2 separate regions of the Homo sapiens genome follow, and region 2 is linked to region 1. A link is a loop called in an ENCODE intact Hi-C map of the cell type or tissue named here. Cell type or tissue: gastrocnemius medialis. All regions are shown on one strand. Each heading gives the region's core, and the rest is flanking DNA. Links, peaks and the distances in the headings are about the cores only. Region 1 has its middle 53 kb from the start of XCR1. Region 2 has its middle 12 kb from the start of FYCO1.

Evidence for each region. A loop is a pair of places that touch in the nucleus more often than their neighbours do. Peaks named below come from ENCODE experiments on the same cell type or tissue, not always from the same donor. Only the 100,000 strongest peaks of a DNase experiment are listed, where the experiment ranks them.
Region 2: a loop joins it to region 1, with 3 times the contacts of the local background. A loop is called at or near these places in 25 of 110 quality-filtered maps.

The regions. Positions count from the first base shown.
Region 1 is chr3:46,075,883-46,084,392 of GRCh38, reverse strand. It overlaps a transcript of XCR1 not described here. Among named protein-coding and RNA genes, the nearest start is that of XCR1, 53 kb to the right of the region's middle. In gastrocnemius medialis, for the core only: CTCF peaks have their summits at 5,192 and 5,398 (motif pointing right); a DNase peak (open chromatin) is centred at 5,372; H3K4me3 peaks cover 398 bases; H3K27ac peaks cover 451 bases.
Region 2 is chr3:46,003,171-46,011,680 of GRCh38, reverse strand. No RefSeq gene overlaps it. Among named protein-coding and RNA genes, the nearest start is that of FYCO1, 12 kb to the right of the region's middle. In gastrocnemius medialis, for the core only: no CTCF peak of the experiment used is centred there; a DNase peak (open chromatin) is centred at 3,400; H3K27ac peaks cover 1,499 bases.

The sequences.
Region 1 (8,510 bases), core at 3,933-6,432:
CATTCCAATGCTTTTCTGGGACTGATAATTTAAAAGGGCTCACATTCCTATGATTAAAAGTTTCCTTTTGCTCTCATTTCCTTCCTTTTGATCACAAATTTTTCTCCTCAAAAGCACTGATGATACAAATCTGAGTGCCAGCTTGTCCCTTGTCACCAGGAAGGCTCATTCCTGGGTAGCCCTGTCCCACATGGGGGAGTGGAGACATCTCAGTGAGGAATTTTAAGAGCACCAAAAAGCTGAATCAGGATGACAATACAGAATGGCAAAAGTGAGTCCACAAAGTATTGACTTACATAGCTGCTGTTGTTTGCTCCATCATCGCCAGTCTCTGGAATACCATGATTTTCATTTTCTCAGAAGAAATAAAACAATGAAAGATATCTAGCATTAATTGGAATAATAGAAATATATAATGCACATAGGATTAGAACCAAAAAGAGAATTTTTATGCCAGAATGAAAAAGGAATCTAGTCTGTTAAGAGTCAACTAAAAACCTCCTGAAGAAAATTAAATCTCAGTTTTTCTTTAGAGACCTGTAGTCAAGCAGCTTCTTCCCTGATTTTTCCTAGGTGAGTTTCTACTTCATGGGAAATACTTATGTATATACAACAAGAGGTATTTGCCACCACATATCCACCTCCTTGCTCAGCTAATATAGAATCTAAAGCAATGTGATTGTCTAGCACAACCTTAGTCAGTAAATCTGTAGCTTTTTGTTGAGCTGTGATGGAGACAGCAGTTTCATCAGCAATGTTTCCTAGGGTTTTAGAAGGATTTTAGATCATGTGTTCATGGGAAGTTACATCCAACAAAGGCAAAAGTATTCTCAAAGAAAAAAAAATGCATGGAGCTATCTTCTTGATGGCCAGCCAGATAATTAGCACATTTTCTCTAAATAGAATCTCCATCTAAGGTAGATCTGCAGTCATGCCTAGAGAAAAGTTTGAGGGAACTAGTCCAGTGCTGAGTTTCTTCAGAGCTGTATATAGAGAGAAGGGTAACGAAATATCCTAAGACATATTGCCCTTCAACATTCCATGCTCTTAGACACTTACAGGACCATGGCTGGTGATTTTCTCCACAGACTATAATAAATCCTGGTGGAGCACAGATAAGTACACTATAATTTAAGAACATCAGTTTTGAGGCATTACTGGATCAATGGGTCAGAAATGTTAAAGCAAGAAGACAGGATCCTGATAGCTGGAGGGGCTGTTTTCTTTGGATTTTCTAACAACATCATGGATTTTAGTACTGTCATTAGTGAGTAACGCAGCAGTGATTTTTGACAAAAGAATTCTGATGAGTTACATTGAAACATAGGACAAACAGGTTAGGATGAGTCAGGCAGACCTGATTAACAGGTTTGCTTTTATGTGGCCCTGAGTTGTGTTACAAGTGCTATCATGAACACTGGTGAAATTTAGGGCAGAATGTACCAGTGGGTCATTGTGGTCAAAAGTAGTTTTTGGTTTAGGGTAGCAAACCCAGCATCTCTTCAGATTTCCAGCAGTGGCAATGGTGTGTGGGATTCTGATCAGAGAATTATCCCTCCATGCTACAGTCAAATTTATCAGGGACGGCAAAAACAGAAACCTAGGCCAGGTGCAGTGGCTAATGCCTGTAATCCCAGCACTTTGAGAGGCCGAGGTGGGAGAATTACTTAAGGCCAGGAGTTTGAGACCAGTGTGGTCAACATAGCAAGACCCTTCTCTACAATTTTTTTTTTAATTAGCTGGGTGTGGTGGTGCACTTCTGTTGCCCCAGCTACTCGGGAAGCTGAGTCGGGAGGATTGCTTGAGCCCAGGAGTTGGAGGCCGCAGTGAGTTATGATCATGTTACTACATTCCAGCATGGGCAACAGAGCAAAACCCCATCTCTAAAAAAAGGAAAAAAAAAAAAAAAAAAAAAAGGAGCCTGATTATAGGCATTTGTTTACATATATCCTAAGAGAATATATGTGTGTGTGTGTGTGTGTGTATGCATGTATATATGCACATATAAATATATATATGATGATTTTACCAAAACAATTTTATCCAAGAGAGGATACTCACAGTATGGAGGCCTAACGCCATAAGTATTCCAGTCAATAGAAAAAGGAGAGCAAATATTTCAGGTGTGGTAGGCATTAGAATCATGAAGAACAAGTTATACAGGCTTGGTCTGGTATCTTGGGTGAAAACAGGTGACCACAAATGTCAGCTACTTTCCATTCTGGTCAGGAAGACTGCAAGTCAATTCCACTAAGATCTCCCATGATGAAAGACGTCCCCTCAGGTAGGGTTGTCTTTTTAAAATGAGAAATATGAATCTATGCATCAATGCCTTTAAGTTTAGTGGCACAGGGATTGGCCAATAGTACCTGATATGGTCCCTTCCCACTGGGTGAGAAGGAATCTTTTATTCGACATCCTTTCCAGTAATCAAAATCTCCACATATTCTCACTTGTAAGTGGGAGCTAAACATTGGGTACACACGAACATAAAGACGGAAACAAGAGACACAGGGAACTATGAGAAGGGAAAGGAAGGCAGGGAGGCAAGTGCTGAAAAACTAACTATTGGGTACTATGCTCACTACCTGAATGACGGGTTCAACCACACCCCAACCTCGGCATCACACAATATGCCCTTATAACAAAGCTGCATGTGTATCCCCAAATCTAGAATAAGATTTTTAAAAAAAAAAAAGAAAAAAAGAAAAGGAATAGTTGCAAATCACTCTAGTGGGAAATTCACAAAGGGCAAAAATGCTTGCAATGCCAAAACTACTTCACTGGTCTGTCAAATATTAGACATCAGAGACCTTTAAAAAGAAAAAAGAAATCTCCAGTTACAGGCCATGATTTTTGATGATTTCATCTCCCCAGAGCTCTCTGCAGAAGGAACTCTTGATTAATTTTGAGTTCTTAATAAGAAGTATTCTGAGACTGTGGCAGTAATGGAGGATATCACCTTTAAGAAATGCAAGTTCATAAGTTCCTTCATCTAGTCACGTGGGCCTTCCTGTTATTATTTTGAAGAGAGAGAGCTGGTGTTTTCCAAATGGTGTGGATCACAGGCTGAGCAGAACTAATGAGACAGCCTTTGGCCAGGAGAGGTTAAAAACTTCAATTAGTTTGGCCATTGAGTTTTTATTATACCATTGGTGTGTTTCACCAGTCCAGAGGATTGGGGGTTAAAAGCACAATTGGAATATAGGCCAAATGTTGCAAATGGATTGAATTACTTGACCAGTAAAATGTGTTTCTTGGCCGTTCTGGAGCTCAGATGAAACTCCCCATGAAGGAATTATCTTTTCTAATAACAATTTTCTTACTACTTGGACCATGGCTCATTGGCACGGGCAGGTTTCATCCCAATGAGAAAACACATAAATTAGCACCAGAACATATCTATAACCCTGAGACAGGGGCAGCTGGATAAAGTCCAATTGCCATATATCAAAGGGTCCTAAAGGTAAAGGAAAATGTCCCTGTAACCTATGAAGGAGTTTTCCAGGATTATGTTTGGGACAAACCATCAGCAAGAATAAACAAGAGGGGATGGTTTCCAATAATATTGCTTTCCCCAAGCTGTCGTTTCATCTGGATTCCAATGAGTCAGCTCATAAACACATCATTTAAAGGGTAATTGAAGCCCTAAGGGAAAGATTGGTCTATCATTAAGTCCACATCATAAGCCTGTTTCTGGGGAAAACTTGGTTCCTTTATCTTTCCTGAGGTCGATTTCCTTCTTGAGAGCTCCTGTTTGTGCTGCTTCTAATAAAGTTCTTGTTTGTTTGTTTGGCAGGGGGGCTGGGGTTTTTTGTTGTTTTTGTTTTTGAGACAGGGTCTCGCTTTGTCACTCAGGCTGGAGTGCAGTGGCACAATCTCAGCTCACTGCAACCTCCGCCTCCCTAGTTCAAAAGATTCTCATGCCTCAGCCTCCCAAGTAGCTGGGATTACAGATGTGAGCCACCATGCTTGGCCAAAGTTTTAAATGGGTAATAAGTCTGTAAGGACATTTCAAGGTATCTATTGTCTGATGTAACCTTCAGGACTGCATTCTTAGCGGCATTGTCAGTGAAATGATTGCCTTTGCTCTCTGGAGTATCTAATTTGGCATGACCAGGAATTTTTATATTTTTATGAGATTTCAGTTGGGGACTGCTTCCAAGAGGTTGGAGACTTGTTGGCTTTTTTTTTCTTTTTTTTTTTTTGAGACAAGGACTTGTTCTGTTGCCCAGGCCAGAGTACAGTGGCACGATTATAGGTGATCTTGGAGGCTAGCATCAGGCATTCCATTCCAGAATATTGTTAAAAGGTTTTTTTTTTAACTGTTCAAAATAATTAAGCACAAATTCATCTGGCCTTTGAGTATATTGTTGAATTATCTTCCACTCTACATTTGAGGAAAGACCCAGGAAATGGCATCACAGAGAGACTTGGCTAAAGTGTGGATCTTCTCATGGTCAGCTTCTGTTTGTTTTTCCAAATCCTCTGAGGGATTTTTCCAGATTGCCTTTTTTGCCATTCAGTGGCCCTGCCTTCTCATACCAGCATGTGAACTAATTGATAAAGGTCAGAATATCTGGGCTTATAAGTCTGGACAATTAAAGCAGATTGTTCTGCAAACCCTATGGGATCTTGGAGCAGGTCAGGGAAGTCTTTTATAATATTCTTCAGTTCAGTTTTTGTCCAAGGGGTATACATAATAGTGGTCTCACCTCTTGCTGTGGTTTTACCTGAAAAGGGGCTGCCAAAATGGGGTTTCAGGGAGGGGGTTCAAGTTCTAGGGAATTTCCTAAGGTGGTAGTGGGAGGGAAGGAAGGGCAGGACAGGGGACTTGAGATAAGAGAGGATATAAAGGTGCAGGGGTAGGATGAGGAGAAACAGCTGGAAGTGGAAGGGAGGAGGGCTTCAAAGTCTTTTTAAATTCAGAAATAGATTTAGGATCTTTTTGTTTACCTCTTGGATTGAGGCAATTTTCTCAGAATTTATCTTAAAAAAACTCTAGGTGCCATTGGAAGTAATTATCCTATTTCATGTTCTAAAACCAGCTTTTTTCTCTATTGTGCACACAAATGAATCATTTTGGGCATTTCAAAAGACCCACATTTTGGCCATTGTTGATGATCATCCTGGGCTATATGGGTCCGTTTTCCTAGATATTTACAAGAGGATGTCTCATAAGTGTTGTACATAAAACCAGATGGTGTTTCTAACAATGGTTGTCCCTTAAAAGAGCGCTCAGATTTTCAAGCTTGATTTCCCGTAACTTAGGAACTTCTTAAAAATGACCAAGGCCCAGGATGTGTTTGGGTGGAAGTGTGGTGCTTACGAGCACTGCTCCTCTAGGTGTCACCCAAAAGTCATGAGTTGCTCTCTTACGTTGTCTCAGAATGCCTCTAACCACCAGGTGGCACCAGAGTGCTAAAGGTATGAGCGATCAGTCCCGTATTTTATGCCCATGCAGATGATCGAGTCCCTAAAAAACGTTCTTGTGGTGAGGAATACCCTACGAGCGTCCTTTATATCCTAGACAACAGCCTTGACACCTCTGCAAAGTCTGCAGAGACTCTGCAAACTCTGCAAAGTCTCCAGTCACCTAGAGCACTCCAATTGGTCAAAGTGAGCAACTGCCCTTTCTCCATAGCAAGAGAACTCACTCTCATGCACTTTTCAGTTTAGAACTAATAGGAATTGGTCACAGATGAAACATCCAAGTCTGAATTTCAAACAATAGGAAGCAGCTGCAATTTTAAAAGCGTGCTATGTAAAGCAAAACCACCAATGTCAAATTGCCAATGCCTGGACCCAGACCTCCCTTCCCCAAGGCAGAGGTGAAAAAACGCTGTTCCCCCTACCCTTTTTCTTTTCTGGAACCCAAATCTCCTGCCCATTAGGCACAGATGGAAAACTCCCATTCTAGTAAGGGAGGATCGGAAAACATAGCTCAGGCAAAATCTAGACCTTCAACCAAAAAATGGGAAAGGCCCAGATCTCAGCAGGACTCATACCTTACATTCAACAATTTCTCTCAAAGTCAGAATACAAGAGGTTCCCAGAGCTGGCCAGGCGCTGAGTCTGGGAGGTAAGTCAGATAGTAGAGCCAAGGGGGTTATTCTGAATCCTTCTCATGGCACCAAAAATGCTGACCCCAAAGGAAGAAGATGAGGCACAAAATATATTCATAATTTTGAAGACTTTACTTGAGCCAACATGAGGCCAGCTGCTCAGGACACACTTCCAAGTTGCTTTGGGGAGTGCCGCATCCAGCCTTTGTTGCGAGCAGGCTTTTTAAAAAATAATTTCAACTTTTATTTTAGATTCAGGGGGTTACATGTGCATGTTTGTTACATGGCTATATTGCATGATGCTGAAGTTTGGGGTACAAATGATGCCATCAGCCAGGTAGCGACCATGGTACCCAATAGGTGGTTTTTCAGTCTTTGCCCCTTTCCTTCTCTCCCCACTCTAATAGTCCCCAATGTGTGTTGTTCCCAGCTTTATGTCCCTGTGTGCCTAATGTTTAGCTCTCACTTATAAGTGAGAACGTGCGGTATTTGGTATTCTGTTCCTGTGTTAATTCACTTAGAATAATTGTCTCCAGCTGCATCCATTCAGGCAGGTTTTTAAAGACAAAAAGTGAGCAAGGAGTGGACTGATACAAAGCTATTTGACAGGAATTCTCATTGGTTTGCAGAAATAACATTGATTAGTGATTGGCTTTATGTTGTTGAGCTACAGCAGTGGTCCCCAAAATTTTGGCACCAGGGACGAGTTTCATGGAAGACAATTTTTCCACAGACCTAGGAGGAGTAGGGGAGATGGTTTGGGGATGAAGCAAGTGCATTACATTTATTGTGCACTTTATTTCTATTATTGTTACATTGTAATATATAATGAAATACATGACTCACCATAATGTAGAATCAGTAAGAGCCCTGAGCTTGTTTTCCTGCAACTAGATGGTCCCATCTGGAGGTGATGGGAGACAGTGGCAGATCATTAGGAATTAGATTTTCGTAAGGAGCATGCAACCTAGGTCCCTCGCATGCACAGTTCACAATAGGGTTTGCACTTCTATGAGAATCTAATACTGCTGCTGATCTGACAGGAGGAGGACCTCCGGTGGTAATACTAGAAATGGGTAGCAGCAGATAAAGTTTTGCTCACTTGCCTGCCCACTGCTTACCTCCTGCTGTGCAGCCTAGTTCCTAACTGGTCTGCGTCCCAGAGGTTGAGGACCCCTGAGCTAGAGGATATGAGTTGTGGCATCCATGATTATGGTATATGGCATTTTATAGCTACGTGGCATCAGTTAGTCCAGAGCCCACAGCAAGTGGCTTCAAGAGGTAACTACTTAGCTCAAGCAGGGACTGAGATGTGACAGCTTTTTACTCCAAAGCCTTTCTGGGCTGGATATATTAAAGGGGTTTGTATTCCTCACATAAAAAGTTTCTTTTCTCTCTCAGTGCTCACACAGGGGTCAGCTTTACCCCAGTGAGATGAAATTCAAGTGCAATCCTTGACTTCTCCTATGGCAAGTCCAAGTATTCTTTCCTCAGAAGTGACAATATTACTTCAATAGAGGGCAGTGGCCCACAGCAAATTTCTCTAGCATCTGGAAAGTGAAACTATCAAGAAGGCCAACCTGATAAGGTCAGTTTGGGACCATTGAGGTATAGCCCCTTGTTTTCTATGCCCCAGCATAGAAACTTTCCTCCTTCCCAGGGAAATATGTGAACTAAACAGGAGCCACAATTCTGTCTTTTAACTTTGCTGCTGCTGATTTCAATGATATCCTATTTTTTTTTTTTTTTTCAAAATAATGGCTACCATTTGTTAAGCTTCTACAAAATGGCAATCATTGACCAACATCACATCTAAAGCACTCAACTCTGCAAGATGAGTGTCTTTCTCATTTTACAGCTGAGGAAGCTGAGGCACAAAATATATTAATAATTTTGAAGACTTTACTTGAGCCAATGTGGGGCCAGCTCAGACAAAATATTCAGCCAAGAAGTAGGAACGGCCCAGATTTCAGCAGGACTCATACCTTACATTCAACAATTTCTCTCAAAGCCAGAAGAATACAAGGGGTTCCCAGAGCTGGCCAAGTGCTGAGTGTGGGTGGTATGTCAGATGGTAGAGACAAGGGTATCTTTCAAATTTGCCTAAATTGTAGGACCACATGGAGTAATTGTTTTGCATACAAAATCCAAGTCTCCCCTGGGCAGTGGTTCTTAATCTTAGCTGCTCATGGAATCACTTGGGGCAGGGTTGGAAGGTGACTGTTAAAAAATCTTGGTGGCCCAGGCCAGCACTATCTATCCTGTTGGCTCTTTTTCCTGGAGAACCCTGACTAACACATATGGTGCGTGCTTGGTTTTTAAGAGGCTGCTATACTCTTTTCAGAGTGGCTATGCCATGTTACATTCCCCAAACTAGATAGCAAAGTATGAGATATCTAGATTTTTCCACATCCTTGTCAGAATTTGGTATTGCCACTATTTTTA
Region 2 (8,510 bases), core at 2,437-4,936, 71 kb after region 1:
GACCAGAGAGTGGTGATGCCAAGCCCCACCTGCTACTCCGCTTGACTCAGCCTCTCACAGAGATGCTGTCAATGTGAGCTGAGGACCATGGCTGCTGAGCTTTTCCACCCAGTCTTCTCAGGAAGTCACCTCTCCACTGTCCCTCTGCCAGGACACTGCAATGAGTTTTCTCCAGTTTCCTCCTGCAACTCCAGCTTATGCTGTCTCCCTCAGGCCATTGCCTCCTTCCATCAGTGTGGCTTGGAGGGACTGGGACAAGGATGAAGGAAGAGGGACTCATCCTTCTCGTTGCCACTCTATCCCAAGCCCGACCTCTTTTTTTGAGAGAAAATCTCACTCTGTCACCCAGGCTGAAGTGCAGTGGTGCAATCTCAGCTCACTGCAACCTCCGCCTCCCAGGTTCAAGTGATTCTCGTGACTCAGCCTCCCAAGTAGCTAGGATTACAGGCGCCCGCCACCACATCCAGCTAATTTTTGTATTTTTAATAGAGATGGGGTTTCACCATGTTGGCCAGGCTGATCTCAAACTCCTGACCTCAAGTGATCCACCCACCTTGGCCTCCCAAAGTGAGTTATAATTTCTAATCTTGTGGCTAATTTGTGAGTTTTACAAAGGCAGTCTGATCCCCAGGCAAGGAGGGGGTTTGTTCTGGGGAGGAGCTCTTAATATCTTTGTTTCAAAGTTAAACTGTAAACTAAATTCTTTCCAAAGTTAGCTTGACCCATGCCCAGGAATGAACAAGGGCAGCTTGAAGATTAGAAGCAAGATGGAGTCAGTTAGGTTAGATCTCTTTCACTGTCTAATTTTCTCACTGTAATAATTTTTGCAAAGATGATTTCAAATTATTTTCATTTCCTTCATGATAAAGTAGTCAAAAGCATAGAAACAGAAAGTAGTAAGGTGGTTACCAAGGACTTGGGGGTGGAGGAGCTAGTGTCTAATGAGTATTGAGTTTCAGTGTTGTGAGATGAAAAAGTTCTAGAGATCTGTTGCACAATAATGTGAATATACTCAACATTACTGAACTGTACACTTAAAATGATTACGATAATAAATTTATTTTGTTAGATAATAAATTCAATGTTACATGTTTTTACTATAATAAAAACAATTTTTTTTTTTTTTTGAGACGGAATCTCACTCTGTCACCCAGGCTGGAGTGCAGTGGTGCGATCTCGGCTCACTGCAAGTCCGCCTCCCGGGTTCACGCCATTCTCCTGCCTCAGCCTCCCGAGTAGCTGGGACTACAGGCGCCCGCCACCATTCCCAGCTAATTTGTTTTGCATTTTTAGTATAGACGGGGTTTCACCATGTTAGCCAGGATGGTCTCAATCTCCTGACCTCATGATCTGCCCGCCTTGGCCTCCCAAAGTGCTGGGATTATAGGTGTGAGCCACCGCACCCAGCCAATAAAAACAATTTTTTAAAGGGATCTGAGATCAAACTGAAAGTCATTGCTTTAAACCAATCGTATGTTGATGACACCCACATTTATATCTGCCACAGCTCAAACCTCTCCCCTGCATGTGGGCTCATGCATCTTGGTCAGAGGTGTCCTAACCAGAGTGATTCCATCTTTAATAAAGCTGGGATAAAGCCAAACCTGCTGAGTTACATTCCCAGGGAGCTGGGCACTCTTGGTCACAAGATGTTTATGGTTGAGGGAATGAGTTAATAGTGTTAACTAACTAAATAAAGACCCAGAACTTATGGAAACGTCCCAGTACTTTAAGAAGAAAAAGGATTTTTAGTTTAAGAACAGGTTTTGCTTTAAAGATAATAGTAACAGGAAAGTAACAATACTAATAGACTGTTACAAGCTGATCACAGGCCTTTGTGATAGAGTACACTATTCTTAATAACTTAGATAAGCCAGCACTACGTTTAAGGTAGTGCATTCCTCCTCTTGCTTTCTGAGGACGCCCTACTTTGTAATTGAGTAGCCTCTAATAAACTTAACTTCAATATATTCTGTGACTCGCCCTGAATTCTTTCCTGTGCAAGATCCAAGAGCCCACTCTTGGGGTCTGGGACAAGACCCCTTTTCTGGTGATAGCTTCTGCCTGCCGGACACCTCCACTTGGATGTCTAATCAGCATCTGAAATCTATGTCTAAAACCCAGCTCTTGACCTGCCCCCTACATACAACCCTACATCTGCTTCTACAGTCTTCACCATTTCTGCTTTTGCTAATTCAATTCTTCCATTGGCCAAAAAGCTAGGAATCATCTTTGGTTCCTTTCTTTCTCTCAGTGTTTATGACCAGTTCATGACTGAATCTTCTCAGCTCTACCTTTTAATCCAACCACTTCTCACCCCTATCTCTTCTGTGACCAACCGCACTGACTCACCTGCACTCTCATAAGTGGCTCCCTGCTTCTTCCCTTGCCCCTACAGTCTATTCTCCTCCGGCCACACTGGCCTCCTTGTGGCTCCTCAAACACACGAGGCCCAGGTCTTGACTCAGAGCCTTTGTGCTGGTTGTTCTTTTTGCCTAAAATTATTTCTCCAGTTATCCCCAAGGCTCACTCCATATCCATCTCACCATGTGGCCTTCCTCATGGCATGACTGTCTCAGGGTAGTCAGATTTCTTTTTTTTTTTAGACGGAGTCTCACTCTGTCACCCAGGCTGGAGTGCAGTGGCATGATCTCAGCTCACTGCAAGCTCCGCCTCCCGGGTTCACGCCATTCGCCATTCTCCTCCCTCAGACTCCTGCGTAGCTGGGACTACAGGCGCTTGCCATCACACCCGGCTAATTTTTTTTTTTTTTTTGTATTTTTAGTAGAGACAGGGTTTCACCGTGTTAGCCAGGATGGTCTCGATCTCTTGACCTTGTGATCCGCCCCCCTCAGCCTCCCAAAGTGCCGGGATTACATGTGTGAGCCACCACGCCCGGCGGGTAGTCAGACTTCTTACGTGAAAGTTCAAAACTCCAACTACATCATTTTTCGTGACTCAGCCTTGGAAAACACAGTGTTGCTTCTGCATTCTGTATTGGTGGAAGCAGTCGCCAGCGACTCAGGATCAAGTTGAGGGGAATTAGACTCCGCCTCTTGATGGGAGAGTGGCAAGGTCACATTGTGGAAAAACACAAGGGATGGGAAATCGTGTTGTGACCGTCTTTGGAAAATACAATCTGACACAGTTCACTTTTCCCAGTCCACTTTTAGCAGATTTCTATTTCAGATACCATTTCTGCCTAACAAATTATCCTGAAACTTAGCAGCTTAAAGCTATCATTTTATTTGTTTATTGCTCACGGATTTTGTGGGTCAGGAATACAGGAAGGGCTCAGCAGGGCAGTTCCCACCTAGGATCACTTACACGGTTGCAGTCAGATGTCGGCTGAAGCTGCCATCATTTCATGGCTTGACTGGGTAGGACGTCCAAGATGGTGCAATCACACGGCTGGCAGGTGACACTGGTGTCAGCTAGAAGCTCCACTGGGCTATAGATGTGGACTCTCCAGCAGGGAGTTCTCAGTGAATCAGATTTCTTACATAGCATCTGGCTCCCACAGAGAACAATCCCAAGGCAACCAGATGGAGACTGCACTGTCTATTCCCACCTAGCCTCAGAAGTTCCATAGCATCACTTGCTGCGTTCTTTAGGTTACAAGCAATTCACAAAGGTCAGCCAAGATTCAAGGGGAGAAGACATAGAATCCTCCCACCCACCACCACTACCTCTGGGTGAGAGTAATGTCAAAGACATGCTTATGAACATGTTTTAAAATTGCCATACTCATCTCCTTCAAGTTTGCTAAAATGTCACCTTCTCTTTTTTGTTTTTTTAGTTTTTGAACATTAAAAAAAAATAGAGACAGGGTCTTGCTATGTTTCCTAGGCTGGTCTTGAACTCCTGAACTCAAATGATCCTCCCACCTAGGCCTACCAAAGTGCTAGGATTACAGGTGTGAGCCACCATGCCCAGCCAAAATGTCACATTCTAAGAGAGACTTTTTCTTCCCACCCAACCCCCGATCCCAGCCTTGCAATTCCTTTTCCATGGTTTCTTTTTCCCCCATAGTATCTGTCACCTTCTAACTTAACATTTAAATTCTCTTTATCATGCTTATTGTCTCCCTCCTCTAGAATATAAGTTCCATGAGAACAGAGATTTTTGTCCATTCAGTCCACTGCTGAAGCCCAGGCATCTAAGCCAGGAGTCAGCAAATGGCCATATCTGACCTGCTGCTGTTTTTTTTAAATAAAGTTATGTTGAAACACAGCCATGTCCATTCACCTATGTATTGTCTATGGCTGCTTTTGCACCATAATGACAGACTTAAGCAGTTGCAACTGAGACCATATGAGCCACAAAGTTTAAAATATTTACTTCTGGCTCTTTACATATAAATTTTGTCAACCCCTGATCCAGAATAATACCTGGAGTGCTCCATAAATATTTATTGATGAATAAATAGCTGTGATTTAACCAAATACAACTTTTCTATTACCAAACAGTTTCTATTACCAAACTCTGTTTTTGTTTTTAAGTATAAAACAGAGAATGGGCACAAAGAGGCCCATTTCAGTGTTTTTTCCCAAAATAAAGAAACATTTTGCCCAAAGGTGAATTGAAGTCCCCATCCCTTACAAGATAAACTGCTCACAAGTATGAAATGGCAAATCTCCAGCTGCAATTGCTTCCTGGACTCCTGGAAGCAACTGCAACCAGGGGCTCATTTTTAAACATTTGGAGGTTCCCCAGAGTCCTGTGGTATGGACTTTGTTTTTTGTCTTCATCCAATCCTGTTTTCAAAACTTATTTGACCACAGGGTCTAATATTGTTGATGAAACACTCTTTACTATCTCAGGGAACTACTTGACTCATGGAGAGAGTGACTGTGATATTATGCAATAGATATTTGGTCTTCATCCCCATTTCCTGGCATACAACTCCTAAAATTCTTGGAATCTTCCAAGTGCTATGTTTTTTGTATGCTAATGTTGACTTGTTAGTAATGCCGAATCTGCATGGGTCTGCAGCAACTCGATTCTGACCTCCTCAAAGGAAAGAATTCAACTGAGGGGCATAAGGCAGAGGGAGAAACAGAGGCAAGTTTTAGAGCAGGAGTGAAAGGAAGTAAAATACACTTGGAAGAGGGCCAAGTGGGTGACCTGAGAGATCCAAGTGCCCCATCTGGCCCTTGACTTGGGGTTTTATACGTTGGCATGCTTCTGGGGTTTTGCATCTCTCTTCTTTGATTTTTTCCTTCAGGACAGCTTGTCCTCAGTACACTGGCCTGCCAGCACTTGGGAGGGGCTGCATGCGCAGTGTGTTTAGGAAGTTGTACATATGCTCACTTGAGGCGTTTTTCCCTTACCAACTGAGTGTTCTTAGGTGAAGGTCATCTACCAGTTAAACTCCACCATTTTGCTGCTTAGTGTGCATGCTTCAGCCCATTTTCCCCAATTCCTGAGATCTTACTGGGAAGCCACTGATCACCAGCTTCAAGTGTTTTCTGTCTATTGGGAGACTGTCTAGTTGCCAGCTGCAACTAATTACTATTTTAGAGAGACAGTTTGACAACTGCCTGACCATCATCGGAGAGTTGCCTGACCATCATCGGAGAGTTGCCTGACATTCCTGGTGGGGAGGAGGGCCCCCTTGTGCCCTGCTCATGTCTGCCTAACTACCTACTCTAACATTTCCCCCCTAAAGAGTCCAAGACCCAATTCTTTGGGAAAATGGACGAAGAACAGTCTTCTGTAACTGCTTCCTGCTGACAGAGGGGCAGTGGTGGTTGTTCTGTGGTTCTTGGCCTCTTGTTAGCTGTCAGGGCAGGTGGCTCCATGGGTTGGAGTTGAGTTTCACTCAGCTCCTGTAGCATTTGGGAAGCTGAGTGAAGTCCATCTGCCAGTCCTCCCCAGGGTATGTGCCTCTCCTTTGGATTGCACTTATTAATGGAGGGGGCTTCTCTCTCAGAGGATTATTTATGGTGCACAAGGTGCAGGCTTGACAAATCTGTTGAATAGTTTTATTTAGTGCCTTCCTGCTAAACGCCCATTTACAAATTTGCCCTAGTCTGTCCTTTCCAAGGCGGCAGGAGTTGTGGAAACTCTTGATGACTTTCTTTGGGAGGCTTTAGGTAGATAGAGAAGCCCTCCCAACCTGTACCAACCACTGATTTCTTCCTTATACCCACGTTGGGTGGCCCAATCTATTTCTTCCTTAGTGTACTGGAAAGGGGGCAGTTCACTGGTGGGAGAGGGGAGCGAGGCCTCCATGAAGGTATTTTTTGAGACGGCTGCCTCTTTAGCTTTTTGGTCAGCTAACCGTTTTCCTCATGCAGTTTCATCAGAACCCTTCTGGTGTCCTCTACAGTGCACTACTGCCACTTCCCAGGGCAAATGAACAGCCTCTAGGAGCTCTAAGATTTGAGGCCCATACTTAATAGGAGTATCCCAAGCTGTTAGGTACCCCCCTTTCCTTTCAGATAGCCACATGGACATGAGACACCAGAAAGGCGTATTTAAAATCTGTATACATGGTTATTCTTTTTCTTTCCCTAGTTTTAGGGCTCTGGTTAGTGCAATGAGTTTGGCTACTTGCACTGAGGTCCCCGGGGACAGAGCTTTAGCCTCCAGAACTAGATGAAGGGACACTATAGTGTACCCTGCATATCTAGTTCCATTCCAGACAAAACTACTTTAATCTGAAAACCATATTTCGTCCGGATTATCTAGGGGCTGATTCTTTGAGTCTTCCCAGCTGGCATAAATTTGGTTAAGTATCTCACAACATGAATGTGTTGAGTTATAGTCTCCTCGTAGTGGCAGTAAGGAGGCTGGGTGAAGGGTGGAATACCACTCAACTGTTACCTGTTGGTTTTCTAACAACAAGACTTGGTACTTTAGCAGTCTGTTATCAGTGTGCCATTATGGCACTTTTATGTTCAATAAGGGGCCTACTTGCTGGAATGTCAGGAGTCGGACTGACAGTCCCATGGTGATTTTAAGGGCCTCCTCAAGTAGGATGGCCACTGCAACAAGTGTGACCACACTTGCACTACTGGGTCTAGGTTCTTTAAAAATAATTCTAGGAGAAGTACCTCCAGATACTCAGTTGTTTTCAGTCTTAGACCTCAAAGACACTTTCTTTCGTATCTCCCTAGACTCATCCTCCCAATTTTATTTGCATTTGAGTAGGAGAATAAGAAAGCAAGGCATCAACAGCTCACCTGGACAGTGCTTCCACAAGGTTTCACAGATAGTTCCCATTTGTTTGGGCAAGCCTTGGCTAGAGATTTGCAGGACCTGACTCTTGAGGTGGGGCAGATGGCTCCTACAGCCTACCGGATGTTTGATTGGCTCGATGGTTTGACTTAGAACTCCTAGGGCTACACCTTGCCTTTCAGTGACAAAAAGCTGAAATGGATTGGTTAGTGTGAGTAGCCCAAGGTCTGGGGCTTGTAAGAGGGCAGTTTTTAGCTGTATAAAGTCTTGCTCCTGATCATTTACCCAAAGAAGTGGGTGCCTATCAGTCCTTTCTTTTAGAGCCTGATATAAGTACTGAACAATCCCACCATGTCCCAGTATCCAAACTCTGCAATATCCTGTGATCCCTAGAAAGGCCTGATGCTGCTTTTGGGTGGCTGGGAGAAGTATTTTAAAGATGGCCTGTATCCATTCTGGGGAGAACTTATGTTCTCCAGGGGTCATGATTATCTCCAAGTATTGGACCTCTTGTCTTAGTAGCTGTGTCTTGGCCTTGGACACCTTGTGCCCTCTGTCTGCCAGTAAATTTAGTGTCTGGACTAGATGTTGGATTCCCAGCTGTCTTGTGGGGGAGCAGATTAACAGGTCATCCATATGCTGTAGGAGCCATCTGCCCCACCTCAAGAGTCAGGTCCTGCAAATCTCTAGCCAAGGCTTGCCCAAACAAATGGGAACTATCTGTGAAACCTTGTGGAAGCACTGTCCAGGTGAGCTGTTGATGCCTTGCTTTCTTATTCTCCTACTCAAATGCAAATAAAATTGGGAGGATGAGTCTAGGGAGATACGAAAGAAAGTGTCTTTGAGGTCTAAGACTGAAAACAACTGAGTATCTGGAGGTACTTCTCCTAGAATTATTAATATATATGGGTTGGGGACCACTGGGACTACTGCCTCATTTATGATTCGCAGGTCCTGGACTAGCCTGTATTTGTCATTGCTCTTTTTTTTATTTTTTGAGACGGAGTTTTGCTCTTATTCCCCAGGCTGGAGTGCAATGGCGCAATCTTGGCTCACTGCAACCTCTGCCTCCCAGGTTCAAGCGATTCTCCTGCCTCAGCCTCCCGAGTAGCTGGGATTATAGGCATGTGCCACCATGCCTGGCAATTTTTTTTTTTTTTTTTTGTATTTTTAGTAGAGAGGGGGTTTCTCCATGTTGGCCAGGCTGGTCTCAAACTCCTGACCTCAAGTGATCCACCCGGCTCAGCCTCCCAAAGTGCTGGGATATAGGTGTGAGCCACTGCGCCTGGCCTCATTGCTCTTCTTAACAGGTAGGATGCAGGTGT